2 separate regions of the Homo sapiens genome follow, and region 2 is linked to region 1. A link is a loop called in an ENCODE intact Hi-C map of the cell type or tissue named here. Cell type or tissue: PC-9. All regions are shown on one strand. Each heading gives the region's core, and the rest is flanking DNA. Links, peaks and the distances in the headings are about the cores only. Region 1 has its middle 16 kb from the start of CCL22. Region 2 has its middle 8.9 kb from the start of CCL17.

Region 1 (8,000 bases), core at 1-8,000:
CAAGTTTTTATTTTCTTCTTTTCAACAGTTTAATTATAACGTGCTCATGTGTGGATCTCTTTGAGTCTATCCTACTTCTGGCTCATTCAGATTCTAGGATGTGTAGATTAATGTTATCATCAAATTTTGGAATTTTTCAGCCATTTTTTTCTTTGAATATTTTTTCTGCCCATTTCTCTATTTTTTCCCTCTTTCTCAGAGTCCTGTTACCTGGATGTTGGTGCATTTGATGATGGGCCAAGGCTTCTTAGTCTCTGTTCATTTTCTTCAGTCTTTTTTCTCTCCATTATTCAGCTTGTATAATCTCTGCTGATCTATCCTCAAGATTGCCAATTCTTTATTTTGTCAGCTCAAATTTGCTTTTAAGCCCCTCCAGGGAAATTTTCATTTTAGACACTATACTTTTCAAATCCAGAATTTCTATTGGTTCTCTTAAAAATAATTTTTCTTGGCAGGGCACGGTGGCTCATGCCTCTAATTCCAGCACTGTAGGAGGCTGAGGCGGGTGGATCACCTGAGGTCAGGTGTTTGAGACTAGCCTGGCCAACATGGAAAAACCCCATTTCTACTAAAAATACAAAACTTAGCAGAACTTATAACAAACTACAAAAACTTATAACAAAACTGCAAAACTGTGAGAAAAAATAATCATTTGAAAACTGGAGATTGATCAAAATTATAAGTAGTAGGTAGAATAATGGGTGACAGAGTGAGATTCTGTCTCAAAAAAAGAAAAAAGAAAAAACTAACACAGTATGTAACAAATTGAGAAGTGTTTACTTTGAAAAGTCTTGAACTTTAATGAGAAAAGAATGAGGGCTTTGTGTGGGTGGGTGGGTGTTTCAGAGCTTCCTCACTCAGTCATTCTGGAAGTCCCATCTATATGTGATACATTCTTACAATGGAATACTGTGGAGGAATGAGAATGAAGTAAAAGGGCAAGCAAAGACATGGCTGAATCTCCTAAACATAATGTTGAATGAAAGGAGTCAGGCACAGGCCAGGTGCAGTGGCTCATGCCTGTAGTCCTAGCTGCTAGGGGAGCTGAGGTGGGAGGATAGCTGAGGTTGAGGCTGAAGCGAACCGTGATCGTGCCACCGGACTCCAGTCTGGGTGACAGAGCGAGACGCTGTCTCAAAAAAAGAGAAGAAGTCAGGCATAAAGGAATGCTTTCTGTATGATTCAGTGTTTCTTTCTGTTCTTTGTTTGTTTGTTTTTTTGAGACAGTGTTTCTCTCTGTCACCCCCCCCGGCTCATTGCAGCCTTGGCCTCCCAGGCTCAAGTGATCCTCCCACCTCAGTCTCTCTAGTAGCTAGGGGCCACAGGCTTGCATCACCATGCCTGGCTAATTTTTGTATTTTTTTTTTTTTTTTTGGAGAGATGGGGCCTCACTACATTGCCTAGGCTGGTCTCGAACTTGGGCTCAGGTAATCCTCCTACCTCAGCTTCCCAAAGTGCTGGGATTAGAGGCATGAGCACCCAGTGCACCCAGTCACTTTTTCTATGATTCAAATAGAAATAACTAGTTTAGGTATTAGGAGCCAGAATGGGCTTTCCTTGGTGGTGGCAGCAGAGGGGTTGTGATGGAAGAGGTCATGAGGGGGTTTCTGGGTTCTTCTTCTTCTTCTTCTTCTTCTTTTTTTTTTTTTTTTTTTTTTTTTTTTGAGACAGAGTCTTGCTCTGTCACCCAGGCTGGAGTGCAGTGGCGTAATCTCTGCTCACTGCAACCTCTGCCTCCCGGATTCAAGCAATTCTCCTGCCTCAGCCTCCCGAGTAGCTGGGACTGCAAGCACCCACCAACACGCCTGGCTAATTTTTGTATCTTTAGTAGAGATGGGGTTTCACCATATTGGCCAGGCTGGTCTCAAACTCCTGACTTTGTGATCCGCCTGCCTCGGCCTCCCAAAGTGCTGGGATTACAGGTGTGAGCCACCATGCCCAGCTCTTGTTCTTCTTCTTCTTTTTTTATTTTTTAACTTTTTATCTTCTAGTAATTTCAAACTTACAGCAAATTTGCAAAAATAGAGTAAAGAAATCCTGTATTTCCTGTATTTCCATCATCCTGATCCACCAACTGTTAACATTTTACCACTTGAGAAAATAATAATTCTTTCCGTACGAGGAGTCCAAGCCCATGTAGATACAGCATCCCTGTGACAGTGACTTCCAGGATCCCACACTAAAAGAAGGGCAAGAGGAGGAGCCTTCTGACACATGGTTGGTCCTGGGGGACCCATTCCTTAGGTAGGTGGCCACTGACCACAGAAAGAGATGACACTGTTCATTGTCCAGTTTGAAGGCTCCTGAGATTCCAAACGCTCTTGGTTCCCCCCTGGTCTTCTCTATAATTCTCCATCTGTGTCCAGATTACCAGGCTTCAGGGTGAGTAAATAACAGGGAACCGAGGGTTGGGAGGCACTACGGAAAGAACCCTGGGCTCTGGGATAAACGTCCATACATTTTCTTCTTCTTTCTTCCCCTCACACCATTCCTCATGCTTTTCTGCTTCCCCTTTCTGCTTCCTTCCCTATAAGATGTCACCTCCTCTCAGTTTCAGCCACTACCTCTTGTCTGGGGACTGGGAGTTGGAGTTTCCCTGGGTCAAGCATGTCACCGTCCAGCTCGGGTGTTCCATCTGTGAAATGTGCAAGGGGCATTTATACCCTTTCAATCACCAAAGGCTGTTGTAAAGATCATTTGGAGCTGCGAATGTGCAAGTTGTTGATCCTCAAATAGCCTGGCAGTGGCAGGCATGACCAGTCCCATTTCACAGAGTCAGGGCCTGAGTCCCAAGGGCACAGGGCCTGGTAGTCAAGCTTCACTGCCAGTTGGTAGCAGAGCCCGTATCTCTGAGACTTAGGATATAGCCATGCTACTCACACCCTCACCCTACAGGCTATAAGATGACTCTCATTTTTATAGAATACCAAAAAGCCAATTGGAAACCCACAAAACATATCAAATGGCAGAAGAGGTAGATGGAATGTGTAGAATTGTTTGCTTTTCTAAGGGTTTTCTTCTTGAAGAAAGAGCAATTGTGGTTTTACAATGGGACTTGCTCGGAAATCCAGGCCAGGACAAGCTGCTTATTCAGAACAAAGTCCTGGAGGGTAAGTCATCTTCTCTTTGCCCAATCATTGTTCCTTGGAGGATGTCCATTATTTGCAGAGCCTGGCTGGCTCTTTGCCAAACCTATTTCCTCTTCTTGAGTACACCTCTTCTGTTTCCCAGCCTTCCTTGCAAACAGGTGAGGTCAGGTGTCTGAATTCTGGCTAATGGAATGTGATCAGAGCTGATGCACCCAACTTCCAGGCTTGGACCAAAAAAGTTTCCCACGCTCCAGGCCTGCTTCTATTTTCCCTTTTATGACTTGATGTAGATGAACACGGCGATCTGTTAACAACAGCAGAACCACAAATGGGAGGAGTCCGGGTGCCTGAACCGCCACTTGGAGAAGAGCTGCCCATTAATCAGGAACATCTGTTTTGGACTTTATGTGGTGAAACATAAACTTACTGTGTCTGAGCCATTATACAATTTGAGGTTTGTTTGTTATGACATCTGACGTTACAGTACCTAATACATGCCAGTTTACCTGATTCCAATGGTTCCTTTTTTAACTACAGAAGACATTTATATCCTTCACGTGTTCAATGATTTCTCCCACATAAATCAAAAGTATTTTCTTAGTCCCCTATTAGAACCTCAGGAATAAAGTGTGCTCCAGGGTTTCATCTCTCCCCTCTCTGAAGTGGATCTTCCTCTCATGACTCTGCCATCCCAAGGAATTCCTAAGAAGTATTTGCAATCAGAATTGGAATGAAGAGACAAGAAAAAGGAGAATTGATGATAGCAAGTATTGACTGTTCTTTTGAGTTTTACTGTAAAGGTCCAGCACCTGGAAGGGGATGTGGGATCTGTTTTCCTAATGCACTGTTTTCTTAAGATGGGAGAATTACTGGTTTGTTGCATGCCAGTGAGAATGCTACTGTAGGGCCGGGCGCGGTGGCTCACACCTGTAATTCCAGCACTTTGGGACACTGAGACAGGTGGATCGCTTGAGGTCAGGAGCTCAAGGCCAGCCTGGCCAACAAAGTGAAACCCCGTCTCTAAAAACAAATACAAAAATTAGCCAGGTGCGGTGGTGTGTGCCTGTAATCCCAACTACTTGGGAGGCTGAGGCAGGAGAATCGCTTGATCCCGGGAGGCAGAGGTTGCAGTGAGCCAAGATTGCACCAATGCACTCTAGCCTGGGCAACAGAGCGAGAGTCTGTCTCAAAAAAAAAAAAAGAGAGAGAGAGAGAGAATGATACAGTAGAAAGGAGGAAATTGATGATGCAGGAAAGAAACAGGAGAATTAGGAGTGATGTCCTTCAGGGGTGCCCAAACTTTTGGCTTCCCTGGGCCACATTGGAAGAAGAAGCATTGTCTTGGGCCACACATAAAGTACACTAACACTAATGATAGCTGATGAGCTAAAAAAAAAAAAAAAAAAAAGTCGCCCAAAAAATCTCCTAATGTTTTAAGAAAGTTTACGCATTTGTGTTGGGCCACATTCAAAGCTGTCCTGGGCCTCAAGCGACCCACAGGCCTTGGGTTGGACAAGCTTATCCTTGAGTGAGGAACAAGGAAAATGCAGTGGGCAGATGCGACAGTTGCAGGTGGGTGTGGTCTTCTGGTAACTTCTCGTTTCTTGGGGACATGGGAATCAGGGTCACAGGTTTCAAGTGCAGATCAGTGAGGAGGAGTTTGAAGGTTTGAGTGGAGACAGGAAAGTATGAAATAGTCAAAGAGAGTGGGAGAGCGAATGAGTCAGGGAAACGCAGTGGGACTTTTGGGTGGCACTGAGGTGAGTGATCTTGGATTTACCATTAGCGTGACTGGGTGGCTTTCTCCAGCCGTGTCAGCTGCACTGGGGCAGGTACAGAGTTGGTGGAGAGTTGGGTTTTCCGGGTTCCGGTTTTACTAGGAGTTAGCAGGAATGAGAGTTGAAGTTATTTGGGAAGAGAGTCGAGGGTGTAGGTAAACGATGTCTGTAATGAAAGACCACGGAAGTTGGGAGCTTAGCAAGGTGACAATTAAGGACGTGAAGGAGAGGCAAGGGAAAAGGGCAGGATCAGCCTGGGTGAGCCTAAAGGACTATTGGAGTTGGATGCTCAAGGCAATGAGCTGGACAGACAGATGGTGGTGGTTGGAGAGTGCGGTGTTTTATGTTGAGACTATGCAAAGGCAGTTACTGGTAATGACATGGTTCAGGATATGACCTTGGGAGTGAGGGGCTGAGGCAGGTGGAGGACAAGCTCACGGGAGGAAAGGAGACCATGGGACAGAAAGGCTGGTTACTGAAATCACCCTGTGGCTCTGAGATATGAGGGCCTCGTTTGCTTTCCTAGCTGTACACTGTGTGGGTCACCGAGCTCTCAGTTTGGTATTAGCAATTAATTTATAACACACAGGTCCTTACCTGGGGAATTCAGCCAGATTGTATATTTGTACCCTGCTCCCAGAATGTCTTTTTTCTTTTTCTTTTTCTTTTTTGAGACAGGATTTTGCTCTGTTGCCTAGGCTGGAGTGCAGTGGTGTGATCACAGCTCACTGCAGCCTTGACCTCCTGGGCTTGAGCAATCCTCCCACCTCAGCCTCCCAAATAGCTGGGACTACAGGCATGCATCACCAGGCCCAGCTAATTTTTAAATTCTTTAGTATAGATAGCATCTCGCTATATTGCCCAGGCTAACGTCTCAAACTCCTGGCCTAAAGCAATCCTCCTGCCTCGGCCTTTCAAAGTGCTGGGATTACAGGCGTGAGCCAGTGCACCCAACCCAGAATCTTACTTTTTAATGACTGAACCGCATTTAGTGTTAGTTACACATGTGTATGGTTGAGATATATGAAAATTCAATATATTTTATAGTTGAAGTATTCTAAAGTAATGGATCTTTCTAGCAAATAGTAGTGACTTCAGCTAATGAAATATTCCTTTTGCACCACAGTCCTTGGCTTCACAAAGATGAGAATCTTTTAACACAAGAACTCTGTGTTAAAGAGATGTGATTGGCTGGGCACGGTGGCTCACACCTGTAATCCCAGCACTATGGGAGGCCGAGGCAGGCGGATCACAAGGTCAGGAGATCGAGACCATCTTGGCTAACATGGTGAAACCCCGTCTCTACCAAAAATACAAAAAATTAGCCAGGCGTGGTGGTGGGCACCTGTAGTCCCAGCTACTCGGGAGGCTGAGGCAGGAGAGTGGTGTGAACCTGGGAGGCGGAGCTTGCAGTGAGCCAAGATTGCACCACTGCACTCCAGCCTGGGCGACAGAGCAAGACTCTGTCTCAAAAAAAATAATAAAATAATTTAAAAAAACAGATGTGATCACCTGAGTTTAATGTAATGTAAGGGGAGGGCATGTGTTTCCAGCATGAGGCACTCTTAGTAAGGAATTGTGAGCAATGGATTAACCACTATATCTAAGAATCCTGCAATTAAAACATGTTCACACACACCCCCAAAAGGAAATCATGATTGTGTCAGAATCACGTTGGAGAGAATGACTATAAGCTGGGAGCTGTAACAGACATGGAGGGAGGGGGAATGACAGGGGTGTGTAGATGGCTGCAACCGGAGGGAGCAATGGATGGTAAAGTGGTGAGTTGCATTTCAAAAAAGCTGTGGGGCTGGGTGAGGTGACTCACACCTGTAATCCCAGCACTTTGGGAGGCTGAGGCAGGAGGATCACTTGAGGCCAGGAGTTCAAGACCAGCCTGGGCAAGATAGTGAGACCCTGTCTCTATTTTTTTTTAAAAATTAAACTAAGGAAAGAAGCTGGGGATTTTAGGGAGGAAAAATGTGTGGTTTGGAAGTAGCTACAAAGAGCAAGGGGCAATGCCTCTTCTATCCCCAGCCCCACAGTAGAACGGCTATTGAGGAGATAATAGCCATGTCTTAGAAACCTGCAGGGGAAGCAAGTCCCTCAGTGGATAACCAAGTTTAGAGCCAAAAATAAACAAAAAGATGAAGGGAACAAGAAGGTGCACACTGGAATGCCCATTCATTACGGAACTACCAGTAATAGTGAAAATCTGGAAACAACCAAATATTCACTGCCAGGGGAATCCAGGAATAAACAATGGATGAAACCAAAATAGAACTTGCTTCAAAGTAAAAATGAATGGACTAGATCCATGTGGATCAACATGGAGAAAAAGCTTACAAAGATAAACGTGAACAAAACAAGCAGGTTATAAAAGGTTATATCCTGTATGATGCTGCCTACGTAAAATACTAAGGCCCACAGAACAATGCTATATCTTATTTATAAGGCTATAAAAGTACAATGACATCCTTGGGAAGGACCCCAGTAACTTCCTAGGTGGTTTTGTGGTTACCCAAAAAGAGATAGGGAGGGGAAATGGGTGGGGGTAGGGGTAGGGTAGCTCTGGTTGTATCTAAAATACTTTATTTCTTTATTTTATTTTATTTTATTTTATTTTATTTTTTGTAGAGATGAGATCTCACTATGTCACCCAAGCTGGTCTTGAACTCTTGAGGTCAAGCGATCTGCCCTCCTTGGCCTCTCAAAGTGCTGGGATTACAGGCACGAGCTACCATGCCTGGCTCTATCTAAAATATTTTATTTCTTAGTGAACCAAAAGACAGTAAAATGTTAACTGCTGTTAAATCTAGGTTGTGGATCCCAAGATTTGTTTTACTTTTCTGCATATTTGAAAGATTTGTTTGAAAATTAAAAAAATAAGAAGACCTAGGAGGAGGGAATTACTATGAAGGACTAATGAAGATTGTGGACTGGGTGTGGTGGCTCATACCTGCAATCCTGGCACTTTGGGAGACTGAGGTGGGAGGATCGCTTGAGCCCAGAAGTTTGAGACCAGCCTGGGCAACAAAGTGACACCCTGTTTCTCCAAAAACAAACAAACAACAAAATTAGCCTGTTACAGTGCTGCATGCCTATAGTTTCAGTTACTCAGGAGGCTGAGAAG
Region 2 (13,078 bases), core at 1-8,000, 51 kb after region 1:
ATGTATGCATGTGTTGTGTGTATGTGTGTATGCATGCATATGTGTATACTGTGCATGTGTGTGCATTGTGTGTATGTGTAGTGCATGTTTGTATGAGTGTGTGTAGTTTGCATATGCGAGTGTTTATGTGTATGTGTGTATATGTGTGTTCTGTGTGTATATGTGTCTGTGCTCTGCACATGTGTGTCTGTGTGTGTGCGCACATGCCCAGTTCCTCCCAGATGTACATAAGCGCTCAGGAGACCACCCGTGCCCTGTTCACTTCTGCTCAGACATGTGCTTTCCTGGATAAATAATGATTTAGCTGCAAAGACTTAAGAAAAGATCTACTGCCAGGCTGGCTTTCCTGAACTGGCAGCAAAGTTCAATGACTGAAACCCAAGCAGGATCTCTTTAATCATGCCAAACTGAGGTGGGGAGTGTGCCTCTGAACCCAGGAGAATTCCAGAGCAGCACATGTTTTGAAGAGATGCCCCTCTCTTACCTTCAGGGGATCCTGTTATCTTCAGAGGCCAGAATAGGATTATTTGCAATGAGCAATTTCTAGCAATGCAGGAGCAAAACATAACATGGGACTCCCTGGCTGCATGACTTTGGGCAGGTTACTTAACCTCTCTGGGTCTTGGTTTTCTCTGTTGTAAAATGGGAATAACAACAACTCATCTCAGGGGTGAAGGTATCATGAGATAACCCTTAAACATGTAGAAAAATGACATTCCCATAGTGAGCTCTCAATAAACAGACGTATGATCATGCAATAGATGTTTTCAAAGGGTTTGAAGTAACCTATTTATATTTGCTTTTGTTATTGGGTACCCAAACAAGACTATAGAATTATAAGATATCTATAAAGAAACGCAGTCTTCTTGGTTTTCAGTAAAGTAGGGTGAAGAAACATTATAGTGTCATTAACGAGAGCAGAATAATTTGTGACTGAGTGCAGTGGCTCACACCTGCAATCTTAGCACTTTGGGAGGCCAAGGCAGGAGGATTGCTTGAGGTCGGGAGTTTGAGATCAGCTTGGGCAGCATAGTGATACCCTATATATACAAAAAATAAAAAATTAGCCGGGCATGGTGGCACACATCTGTATTCCCAACTATACAGGATGTTGAGGCAGGAGGATTGCTTGAGCCAGGAGTTTGAGGTTACAGTGAGCTATGACTGCACCACTGCACTTCAGCCTAGGTGGCACAGTGAGACCCTGTTTCGAAAAATAAATAAATAAATTGATTAATTAAAAAATAATCATCTTAACTTGCATAATTTTTCCCTAAGCCCATAGATGCTGTTCAAGTTGATGTAGCTTTTCTAAATTACTTTTGAACTTGGTGCTATTGCTTGAATATGACTCCCAAAAGTTTGTGTGTTGGAAACTTGGTCTCCAATGGCGGCAGTGTTGAGAGGTGGGATCTTTTGATTGGGTCAGGAGAACTCTGCCCTCATGAATGAATTAATCCATTCATGGATTAATGGGCTATCGCAGGGGGGTTAGTTTTCACAAGAGTGTGTCTGTTATAAAAACCAGTTTCGCTCTCTCTTGTGAGGCTCCTCACCATGTGATACCCTGCCCCACCTTGGGACTCTGCAGAGGCCCCATCAGCAAGATGGTTCTCACCAGATGCAGCCCTTCAACCTTGTGCTCTCTAGCCTGCAGAACTGTAAGAAACAAATTTCCTTTCTCCATAAATTGCCCAGTCTGTGGTATTCAGTTAAGCAACAGAAAATAGGCTGAGATACTTGGTAAGGTCAAAATGCACAAATCTCAACTAATTAATTGTTGACTAGCAGGCTGACTTGGGACAGAAAGGAAAGTCTGTTTGCTTTCAAGAACTTGGCAACTGGAGTACTCAGTTTCCTGAATATTTCTGGCTTGCTGCCTCCTGAGCACTCGAGGGGACTGCTCTTCCTGAGCCTTTTGGGGTTTTGGTGGGAGTCAAATGATCAGTTCTGGCCAGTGAGCTGGGAGTGGAAGCAGCGTGTGCCACACAAGCTTCAAGCATTTAATTGCTGATGGAAGACCCACCAGAGCTTTCAGTACCTCCAGCACAGCATCTGACAACACTCCAGAAAATGGCTGGGTCCTACAGTGAGGGTGAATCAGAGCCTCCAGCCATGGAAAGAGCCCCAGCTAATCTATGTCACGAAGTGTGAGGAAGAAATAAACCTTCGTGGTTTAAGCCACAGAGAGTTTGAGGATATTTGTTATTGCAGCATATCCTAGCCCATCCTGATGGATACAGCATCCAGGAAGAAAAAATATGACTGCTTGGACTAAATAGGCATGACTTGTCTGTAATCTGCATGATGCTATTAAAAAGCTTGAAAACACCAGGCACAGTAGCTCACACCTGTAATCCCAGCACTTTGAGAGGCTGAGACGGGTGGATCGCTTGATCCCAGGAATTCAAAACCAGCCTGGGCAATTTGGGGAGACCCCATCTGTACTACAAACACAAAAGTTAGCCTGGTGTGGCAGTGTGCATCTATAGTCCCGTTCCAGCTACAGGGACTCAAAAAAAAAAAAAAAAAAAAAAAGGAAAGGAAAAAAAAAACTTGAAAACAAGCTGGGCGTGGGGGGCTCACACCCAGCGCTTTGGGAGGCTGAGGCGGGAGGATCGCTTGAGTCCAGGAGTTGGACAGCAGCCTGGGCAACATAGGGAGAGCCTATCTCTACAAGAAAAACAAAACAAAACAAAAACAAACAAACAAACAAAAAACAAGCATGGTGGCACACACCTGTAGCTCCAGCTACTGAGGTAAGAGGATTGCTTGAGCTTGGGAGGTTGAGGCTACAATGAGCCATGATTGTGCTGCTGCACTCCAGCCTGGGCAACAGAGCAATTCCTTGTCTCAAAAAAAAAAAAAAAAAGCTTGAAAACATGCTGTTAGCTGGCTCTCCTCTTCATCTCTTCATTCATCCTTTTTGCAGATGCTTGGAGGTCACCCTCAGCACGGCCCACTGTCTATGGTGTCTGTGGATTTATCTGGAATTCTCACTGAGTGGAGTTGGAAAGAGGAAAGGCTTTACAGTTTCTCTGAAATACGTTGGTGCTCGAGAGTTTTAATGGCTCGGATGTTGTGATGGTTAATGTTGAATGTCAACTTGATTGGATGCAAAGTATTGTTCCTAGGTATGTCTGTGAGGGTGTTGCCAAAGGAGAGCAACAGTTGACTCAGTGGACTGGGAGAGGCAGACCCACCCTCAATCTGGGTGGGCACAATCTAATCAGCTGCCAGCACGGCTAGAATAAAAGCAGGCAGAAGAACATGGAAAGACTAGACTGGCTTTGCCTCCCAGCCTACATCTTTCTCCCATGCTGGATGCTTCTTGCCCTCCAACATCGGACTCCAAGTTCTTCAGCTTTGGGACTCAGGCTGGCTTCCTTGCTCCTTGGCTTGCAGATGGCCTGTTGTGGAATGTCACCTTGTGATCATGTGAGTCAATACTCCTTAATAAATTTCCCTTTATATATACATCTATCTTTTTAGTTCTGTCCCTCTAGAGAACCTTGACTAATACAGATATGCTTCAGCAGACAAGGAAGTAAATAGGGAAAAGAATAGTAACATTATCCAGCCTCACCTCATTGCCAGTTGATCTGGGTCGGCCAGTTTTGCAAGCACCTCCTAAGCCCAGAAGCCAAACCAGGGTAACCTGGGCCTGTGGGCACAGGAATCAGGTGTGTAGGCACAGCTCTAGGGACCAGCAAGGGCAGTTTCTGTGTCTCAGCTTTCCTGGAGGGTTTCCATGGGTCAATTGGCTTTACCCTCATCCTCCTACTGCCAGTTCCCATCCTTCTCACCCTCTCCCAGCACATTTGTCCACAGATTTTTTTTTTTTTTTGAGATGGATTCTCGCTCTGTCACCCAGGGTGGAGTCCAGTGGCACACTCTTGGCTCACTGCAACCTCCGCCTCCTAGGTTCAAGCAGTTCTCCTGTCTCAGCCTCCTGAGTAGCTGGGTTTACAGGCACACACCACCATACCCAGCTGATTTTTTTGTGTGTATTGTTTTTGTTTTTGTATTTTTTGTATTTTTAGTAGAGATGGGGTTGGCCAGGCTCGTCTCAAACTCCTGACCTCAGGTGATCCACCTGCCTCCCAAAGTGATTGGTGCTGATTGGTGCATTTTATAGATTTTTAAGTATTTTTTTTCTTTTTTCTTTTTTCTTTTTCTTTTCTTTTTTTTTGAAACAGAGTTTGTGCTCTTCTTGCCCAGGCTGGAGTGAAATGGCACAATCTTGGCTCACTGCAACCTCTGCCTTCTGGGTTCAAGCGATTCTCCTGCCTCAGCCTTCCAAGTAGCTGGGACTACAGGTGCGTGCCACCACGCCTGGATAATTATTTGTATATAGTAGAGACAGGGTTTCACCATATTGGTCAGGCTGGTCTCAAATTCCTGACCTCAGGTGATCTACCCACCTCGGCCTCCCAAAGTGCTGGGATTGCAGGTATCAGCCACCACACCCAGCTGATTTTCTTTATATTTCAAGTCAGTCTTCTCTCTATCTGAGAGAACTTACCCCTTAACTAGTCCCCTGGCCAACTTCTATTCATCCTTTGTCTCAGCTTAGATGTCACCTCTTCCAGGAGGCCTTCCCTGACTTCTAAGTTTAAGGAAGGTTTCCTGTTAAGCGGACTCATGGCCCCTGGGGTCTTCCCTCATAACCCTCACGTGACCTGGCTGTACCTGCCTGCCCCACTGTGTTTCTGAAAGATCTGTGAGGGAAGGCATGGATGTGCCCTGTTTCCCTTTGTGTCCCAGTGACCACTGCAGATCCTGGAAAGGGTGAAGAGGGGAAAGGCCAGAGCCCACCCATCTGTGTCTTTTGACACTCCTTGTGCCGTGCCCCTTTCCAACTGATGGAAAAGCCCACCTTGTCCTTGTGGGGCGCTGAATTTCAAGGAATTTCCTGGTGGAAAGTATTTAACTCCCTCAAACGACTGTCAGAGACTGAAAGTGATCATCTGTGATGTGTTCGAGTCACTCCTGAGCTCCTCGAATCCTCCAATTGTTACAAAGTAATGGACTTGCTGCCCGATGTGAGTAGAAGCCAATATTATAGCACCACTTTTGCGAAAAGAAAAAGCTTTATTCCAAGTCACCTGGCAAGGAGACAGGAGACAACACTCAAATCTGCCTCCCTGATCCCTGGGTGGGTCAAGTTGTTATGGCACTGTTAACTAGTCCCAGGGATGCCAATGTGGCCGGTTGCCACGTTGGTGGTGCTAACTCTCAGGAGGTGGAAGTTTTCTCTGATTGCACCGGGCCAGGCTACATGACATGCAGTTTTGGCTCCGTGCCATCTGTAACAACTCAAGCAATGGTAAACTAGTTTGAGCTGGTCCTGTGGTTATGCAATCACCAGCACATCCCGGTCAAGACATTGTCCCCAGGCAGGCCAGAATCCCCAGGAAGCCTGGACTGGGTCACACCCTGCTTGTCGCCCAATCTCTCCAGAGGAGTGAGGAGGCAAGGGAGAATCTAGAAGCTCTGGAGTCTCAGTGTGTCTCCAGTTGGTTCCTGCCAGTGGGTTCATGGTCTCGCTGACTTCAATAATGAAGCCGCTGACCTTCGCAGTGAGTGCTACAGCTCTTAAAGATGGCACGGACCCAAAGAGTGAGTGGTAGCAAGGTTTACTGTGAAGAGCAAAAGGACAAAGCTTCCATAGCATGGAAGGGGACCCAAGCAGGTTGCCGCCGCTGGCTGGGGGTGGGCAGCATTTAGTCTCTTATTGGCCCCACCCATGTTCCATTTCTGTCCTATCAGAGTGCTCTTTTTTTCAATCCTCCCCACGATTGGCTACTTTTAGAATCCTGCCAATTGGTGTGTTTTACAGATTGCTGATTGGTGCATTTTACAGAGTGCTGATTGGTGCATTTTACAATCCTCTTGCTAGCTACAGAGCACTGATTGGTACGTTGTTACAGAGCGCTGATTGTGGCATTTTATAATCCACTTGCTAGCTACAGAGTGCTGATTAGTGCATTTTTACAGAGTGCTGATTGGTGCATTTTACAATCCCCTTGCTAGCTGCAGAGCGCTGATTGGTGCATTTTGCAATCCTAGCTACAGAGTGCTGATTGGTGCGTTTTACATTCCTCTTGCTGGACAGAAAAGTTCTCCAAGTCCCCACTCGACCCAGGAAGTCCAGCTGGCTTTACCTCTCAATCCCCGCTCTAAACAGGACACCCCAACTGCTGTTGAGAATTGGGTAATGACTGCTCTAGCTACTTCCTGCTGGATAGGGACAAAGAAGGGGCCCTGCAGTGGTAGTGTCCTCCAGAGGGGAACTCTCTGGGCCAAAGGGCCAGTGGGTCGATCCAGGGGTCCTCGGTAGAAGTTGTTAGTTGAGCTCATTTGGGGTTCCATTTTTAAAACCATCTATAGCTTGATGGCCTCAATCCTGGAGGAAACAAATTTGACAAGGAGGTCAAAAATACAGGGCCCGAAGGCAAATAATAGCAAGATGGCTGTCACGGGACCTAGAAAAGGGAGAAGCATGTCGCCCAACTCCAGAAGTGGGTATAAGAGTTTGAAAGGCATTGTCTGATTTCAGAAGCCTTTTCCTGTAAACACCGGGTGGTGTCTCATACTATCCCTGACAGGTTACTGTAAAAACAACACTCTTCCCCTAAGAAGGTACAGAGTCCTCCTTTCTCAGCAGTGAGGAGGTCTAGGCCTCAGTGGTTTTGGAGAGTCACTGCTGCCAAAGAGTCTATTTGGGACTGTAGAGTAAGGATAGATTTTGTTATTTCTTGCAAACTATCTTAGAGAGTGTGTGGTAGTAGGATAATGAAGTAGATACACTGGCTATTCTGGTTCCTGTAACAGTGGCCATTCCTAACCCTATAAGTAGGGGTATTAGTTGTATTGCTCTGCACTGACAGACTTGAGCTTTGAGGTGCACTGATAGGGTCTGATTTCCTGGGGCAATGTCAATGTTGGGACTTAGGAAGACTAAGGTGCAGGTGCCTGTCCAGTTGGTGGGGAGGCAGATATAGGTTGAAGTTCCACATAAGAAGAATATGCCTTGGCTGGGTACACAGAACTGGTTGTGTATGTTAAAAAGGTGTGTGAGTTTGTTGTTTTCATTTTCCCATACTCCTAGAGTACTTGCCAAGGTAGCTCCAGTGAGCGGCTGGAAAGGAGTGTTGGGAGCAAACTGAGTGGCTCCCTGTGTTCTATTTTACCATTGGAGAAAAAATCGTTTTGTATCTACTAGGAACCATTCAAGAGAGTGATTGAAATAGGGGATGAGAAGGCATTCACTAGTGGTGGGGGCGCTGCTGCAGGGGGTCCAGGGGTGAATGGTCATGCAGGGAGTATGTTTGCCATTATTAAACCTAGACTGTTTGTTAAGCAGGAAGGAGGTGATGATTTTTGGAGGCTCTGAGAAGCGGACAAGCCATCTGAATGGAGCTGTTTGGGTGAGTCGGAAGTTACTGTGATCAGTTGGGGCTTGAAGTTGTAGGGTGTAATTACACTGATGGGATAGTAGGTGCCCCAGGGGCAGTCCTGATAACAGGTTGCATTGGATGCATAAAGGGGCTTGGAAAGTTAAGACAGTATTCGTGGTTGCAGGGCCATGTATGGTTTTTTCATTGCTTGTGTAATAGGTTAGGTTGGAAATGTAAGAGTGTAAAAGCTGGATTGCGAAGCTTTGGGGAAGCCCAAATCTAGGAATTATTTCATGAATTAGGACTTTAACCACTTCCTGATCCTTCTCTGTCTTGCAAGGGAAGGCTTCTATCCAATTTGTAAAGGTTTCAACACAGACTAACAAGTATTGAAATCCCCTTGACTTAGGCATATGAGAGACGTCTAACTGCCAGTCCTCTCTGGGATGGTGCCCTATTCTTTGTTGTCCCAGAGGGGCCTTACGATGGGCCAAGGGATTATGCCTTTGGCACACATCACAGGCTTTGACTACTTGTCGGATGGTCCGGAGGAGATTTGGCCCTGTAAATAGGGATTTGGCCATTTGATGAGTGTTCTCAATACCCATATGAAAACTTTGGTGGAGGGTCTTAAGTATTTTCCACTGGCTGCCCTCTTCTGTCGTTAACCATCCCGAGGGGAGAAAACTATGCCCCCATGAAAGTCCCCATTCTGTTTCAGTCAGGGAATACTGGGGCTTAATCTCTTGGAGAGGGTTGTTCCATACCAAGGGTCCTTCTCTAGGTATTTCTAATGGGAGTTTCCACCTGGCAGCAATTTTGACCTCAGCGTCTGCCTGACGGTTTCCTTCTGCCTTTTCTCCTTCACCTTTTTGATGGCTTCAGCAGTGTAAGACTGCCACTTCCTTGGGGTCTTGCACTGCATGCGATAACTCCATGATTTTCTTGTGGTATTTAATGGGAGCTCCCCCAGAGGTTAGGAACTCCCTTTCTTTCCATATTGCAGCATGGGCATGTAGGATTAGATAAGCACACTTGCTATCTGTGTACACATTTATTCTTTTTTTCCTTTCCCAGTTCTAAGGCTTGGGTAAGTGCCACTAGTTCTGGTAACTGGGCGCTGGTCCCTAGGGGAAAAGGCTTACTTTCAAGTACTGTTACATCAGTAACTATGGCATAACCTGCCCTTTGTATCCCATTCTCCGCAAATGAACTTCCATCAGCATATAGGTTAAGGTCAGGATTAGCTAAGGGGACTTCCAAGAGATCCTCTTGGGTGGCATAAGTCTGGGCTGCAATTTGTTGGCAGTCATGCTCAATTGGTTCCCCATCCTCTGGGAGAAAAGTAGCAGGGCTGAGGGCCGCACAGGTGCATATTTGAAGCACCGGTCCCTCAAGGAGTAGCACCTGGTATCTAAGCAGATGGTTGTCTGATAGCCATAAATTTCTTTTGGCACCTAGTATGCCATTTACATCATGAGTAGTCCAGATGGTGAAATCCTTTCCTTGTATTATTTTGATAGCCTCTGATACTAACATGGCCACCACCGCAACTACCCATAAACAGTGAGGCCAGCCTTTAGCTACTACATCAATTTCCTTACTTAGGTATGCCACTGGTTGTGGGGTTATTCCTCGAGTCTGAGTAAGGACTCCAAGAGCTATTCCCACTCTCTCTGTGATGTGTAAAGAGAAGTTTTGTCCTCTGGGAAGGCTTAAGGCTGGAGCTTGTACTAGGGCCTGCTTTAAGGTTTTGAAGGCTGTTTCTGCCTCTGGTTCCCATTCTACTAGATGGCCCTCTGGGTCTCCTTGATTAGAGTATAGAGAGGCTTGGCCATCTCGCTGTATCTGGGGATCCATAGTTGGCAAAAGCCAGTGATCCCAAGGAACCCCTGCAACTGTTTTAATGTCTTAGGGTGAGGATAAGCCAGTATAGGCTGTATTCATTCTTTGCTGAGGGCCCTGGTTCCTCTGGCTAAGATTAGGCCTAGATATTTGACTTGTTGTAGGCAGAGCTGGGCCTTCAATTTAGATGCCTTGTACCCTTGATTAGCTAGAAAGTTCAAGATATCTAGAGTAGCCTGCTGGCATGAGGCTTCCAAACTGGTAGCCAAAAGTAAATCATCCACATACTGAAGGACCAGAGTCCCTGAACTTGAGAAGTGGCCGAGATCTTGGGCCAGTGCCTGACCAAACAGATGAGAGCTATCCCTAAACCTTGAGGCAAGACCGTCCATGTAAGTTGGGATGTGTGGTCTGTGGGATCCTCAAAGGCAAAGAGAAACTGGGAGTCAGAGTGCAGGGGAATGCAGAAGAAGCCATCCTTGAGGTCCAGAACAGTGAACAATTCTGCTTCCTCTGGTATTTGAGAGTAGGGTGTAGGGGTTGGGTACAGCTGGATATAGAGGAATTACTGCCTCATTGATGAGTCTAAGATCTTGCATCAGGACTCTCTGAGTGCCAGAGCTTCTGCCACCTGGATGTTTTCCTGGGCCTCCCCTTCTCCCCACCCCTGGTTCTCACCTGGACCTGTCTGACCTGTTTCCAGGTGCTTATACATTGCCACGACCACCATCAGATCAATGAAGGAGAAATCCCATCCACATGGCTGGGGCCCTCTTTCTAGAGTGTCAGGGGTAGGTAACCACCAGGGCAACAGCAGTGGTGGCCTGGGGAGAGGTGGAGGAAAGGAGTCATTAGTTTATTGCCAGAGATGCTGATCAATAAGACATTGACCTTCTTTTTTTTACTTATTTATTTTTTTTATTTTTGGAGAAGGAATCTTGCTCTGTCGCCCAGGCTGGAGTGCAAAGGTGGGATCTTGGCTCACTGCAACCTCTGCCTCCTAGGTTCAAGCGATTCTTCTGCTTCAGCCTCCAAAGTAGCTGGGACTACAGGTGTGTGCCACCTTGCCCAGCTAATTTTTTATTTTTAGTAGAGATGGGGTTTCACCATGTTGGCCAGGCTGGTCTTGAACACCTGACCTCAGGTGATCTGCCCCCTTGGCCTCCCAAGTGTTGGTATTACAGGCGTAAGCCACTGCTCCTGGCCTGACATGGACCTTCTTCTCATGAGGTTCACTGTCCACATGATATCCCTGTGAGCCTTTGGATGCATTTTCTCATTGTCATCCCTGTCACAGCTCAAAGATGAGCTCGTGCTCATAGTGTTACCAAAACACCATGGGTGCAGTCTAGGTCCTGCTGCTCCCCACACAGAAAGCCAATCACTGAGACACCAAGTATTGCCAAGGAAGACTTTAATCGAGTGCTGCAACCAAGCAGATGGGAGCTCAGTCTGAAATCCATCTCCCTGATTGACTAAAACCAGGAGTTTATACAGCAGAGAAGAAATGTAACAATGTATAAGAAAACAGGAACTGGCAGGACGCGGTGGCTCACGCCTGTAATCCCAGCACTTTGGGAGGCGGAGGTGGGCGGATCACGAGGTCAGGAGATCGAGACCATCCTGGCTAACGCGGTGAAACCCTATCTCTACTAAAAATACAAAAAATTAGCTGGGAGTAGTGGCGGGCGCCTGTAATCTCAGCTACTTGGGAGGCTGAGCTAGGAGAATGGCGTGAACCCGAGAGGCGGAGCTTGCAGTGAGCTGATATTGCGCCACTGCACTCCAGCCTGGGCAACAGAGCGAGACTCCGTCTCAAAAAAAAAATTATAAAATATAAAAGAAAACAGGAACTAGACAGGGGCAATGAAGCAATCATGGTGAATGAGGGGGTCTGGTATCTGGTACAGTAATCTGGTGGGTTTCAGTTCTTTGACACTTTTTTTTTTTTTGAGAGGCCCAATGGTCATTCCTTGCAGAAGGAACCCAGATAAAGCAAATATAAGTTTCAAGCTTTAAGACCAGAAGGGTCAATTTCCATGTTTGTCCAAAGAACAGTGTATGGGAGCATTGGGCTGGTTTCCATCTGAGCCTCATTTTCCAGATGGGAATGCAAAGGCACAGAGAGATTCAGAAATTTACCCGGGCCGGGCACAATGGCTCATGCCTGTAATCCCAGCACTTTGGGAGGCCAACCGGGGTGGATCACCTGCGGTCAGGAGTTCCAGACCAGCCTGGCCAGCATGGTGAAACCCCATCTCTACTAAAACTACAAAAATCAGCCATGCTTGGTGGCGTGTGCCTGTAATCCCAGCTACTTGGGAGGCTGAGGAAGGGGAATCACTTGATCCTGGAGACAGAAGTTGCAGTGAGTCGAGACCATGCCATTGCACTCCAGCCTGGGTGACAAGAGCGAGACCCCATCTCAAAAAAAAAAAAAGAAACTTACCCAAAGCCACGCACTTAGTAACTAAGCCAGCAGGCAGCCTCACTCCAGACACCCTTCTTCTTCTTCTTCTTCTTCTTTTTGTAAATTGTGGTATAGTTGGTGTATAGAATAGCATACAATGATGAAAAGAAAGAACTATACATTTGGCATATATCAACACAAATGACACTGTCAGGTGTGATGCCGCAAGATGTGGAAGTATAGATACAAGATGATGGTGTCGATATAAAGCTTAGAAATGAGCATGAACAGGCCCGGTGTGGTGGCTCACGCCTGTAATCCTAGCACTTTGGGAGGCCAAGGCAGGAGGATCATCTGAGGTCAGGAGTTTGAGACCAGCCTGGCCAAGATGGTGGAACCCCGTCTCTACTAAAAATACAAAAATTAGCTGGGCATGGCAGTGCACCCCTATAATCCCAGCTACTCAGGAGGCTGAGGTGGGAGAGTCGCTTGAACCCTGGAGGTAGAGGTTGCAGTGAGACAAGATCACACCACTGCAGTCCAGCTTGGGAAACAGAGCAAGACTCTGTCTGGAAAAAAAAAAAAAAAGAAAAAAAGAAATGTGCATGAACAATGCTATATATTGCTTAAGGACATACACACATATGAGTTAGTGAGCTGTGAAGAAATGCGTGGGACTAATGGCTGCCAAATTCTGTTCCTCTAGTGCATAGAGGCTGTGATTAGGGGAGGAAAGCGGGGCTCAGTGACGTGGTAATACATCTGTTAACCTGGTGGTGGGTACAGTAGTGTGGTTAGCAACGCTGATGCCCTACCCAGGCCCCACTCCTTTTGGTTGATTTTACTTTCAATCACTCTCCTGTGCCCCTCCAAGGAATCTGGCTGAAGCTGCCCCCCGGGGACGTCACCTGAGGTCACACCCTTGCTGGGTTTCCACTCCTTCTCTGTCTTCACTCCCCAACTTTCCCTCCACTTCCCCAAGGAGCACATCCTTAATGAACTCAACCTGAGACAGTGGAGAGAGCCCAGTCACCCATAAGCTGAGAGAGCAGAGCCCAGGCAAGGCAGAAAGGAAGGGGGACCCTATTGTTAGCCAAGTGTGGTTCAGGCGAAAGCCCCACAGTGCAGAGGGACAGCCACAGCTCAGAGGGCAGCTGAGGTGCTGGTTCTTCCCTGCAAAGGGCTCTCTAGGGACTCCTGCTTCCCAGGTCTGGGGCTTGCTCAGAAGTGGCCACAGCCCTTCCCAATACCCTCAGCCTCCCCTGGGGAGAGCCATGACCCAGGTGGCATTGTGCGACGTGTCAAATCTCCAAATGCTGTTGAGTCGTGACCCCATTCCCTGCTGGCTTTTGCAGTGGCTGAGATTCCCAAGGCCTTTCAAAGAGGCCAGATCCACCAGGCTCCTTGGAAAGGGTGTGAG

Evidence for each region. A loop is a pair of places that touch in the nucleus more often than their neighbours do. Peaks named below come from ENCODE experiments on the same cell type or tissue, not always from the same donor. Only the 100,000 strongest peaks of a DNase experiment are listed, where the experiment ranks them.
Region 2: a loop joins it to region 1, with 8 times the contacts of the local background. A loop is called at or near these places in 3 of 110 quality-filtered maps.

The regions. Positions count from the first base shown.
Region 1 is chr16:57,338,684-57,346,683 of GRCh38, forward strand. No RefSeq gene overlaps it. Among named protein-coding and RNA genes, the nearest start is that of CCL22, 16 kb to the right of the region's middle. In PC-9, for the core only: no CTCF peak of the experiment used is centred there; DNase peaks (open chromatin) are centred at 1,148 and 3,178; H3K4me3 peaks cover 506 bases; H3K27ac peaks cover 1,981 bases.
Region 2 is chr16:57,389,294-57,402,371 of GRCh38, forward strand. It overlaps a transcript of CCL17 not described here. Among named protein-coding and RNA genes, the nearest start is that of CCL17, 8.9 kb to the right of the region's middle. RefSeq lists an enhancer at 11,127-11,176. In PC-9, for the core only: no CTCF peak of the experiment used is centred there; DNase peaks (open chromatin) are centred at 3,608 and 5,368; H3K27ac peaks cover 1,785 bases.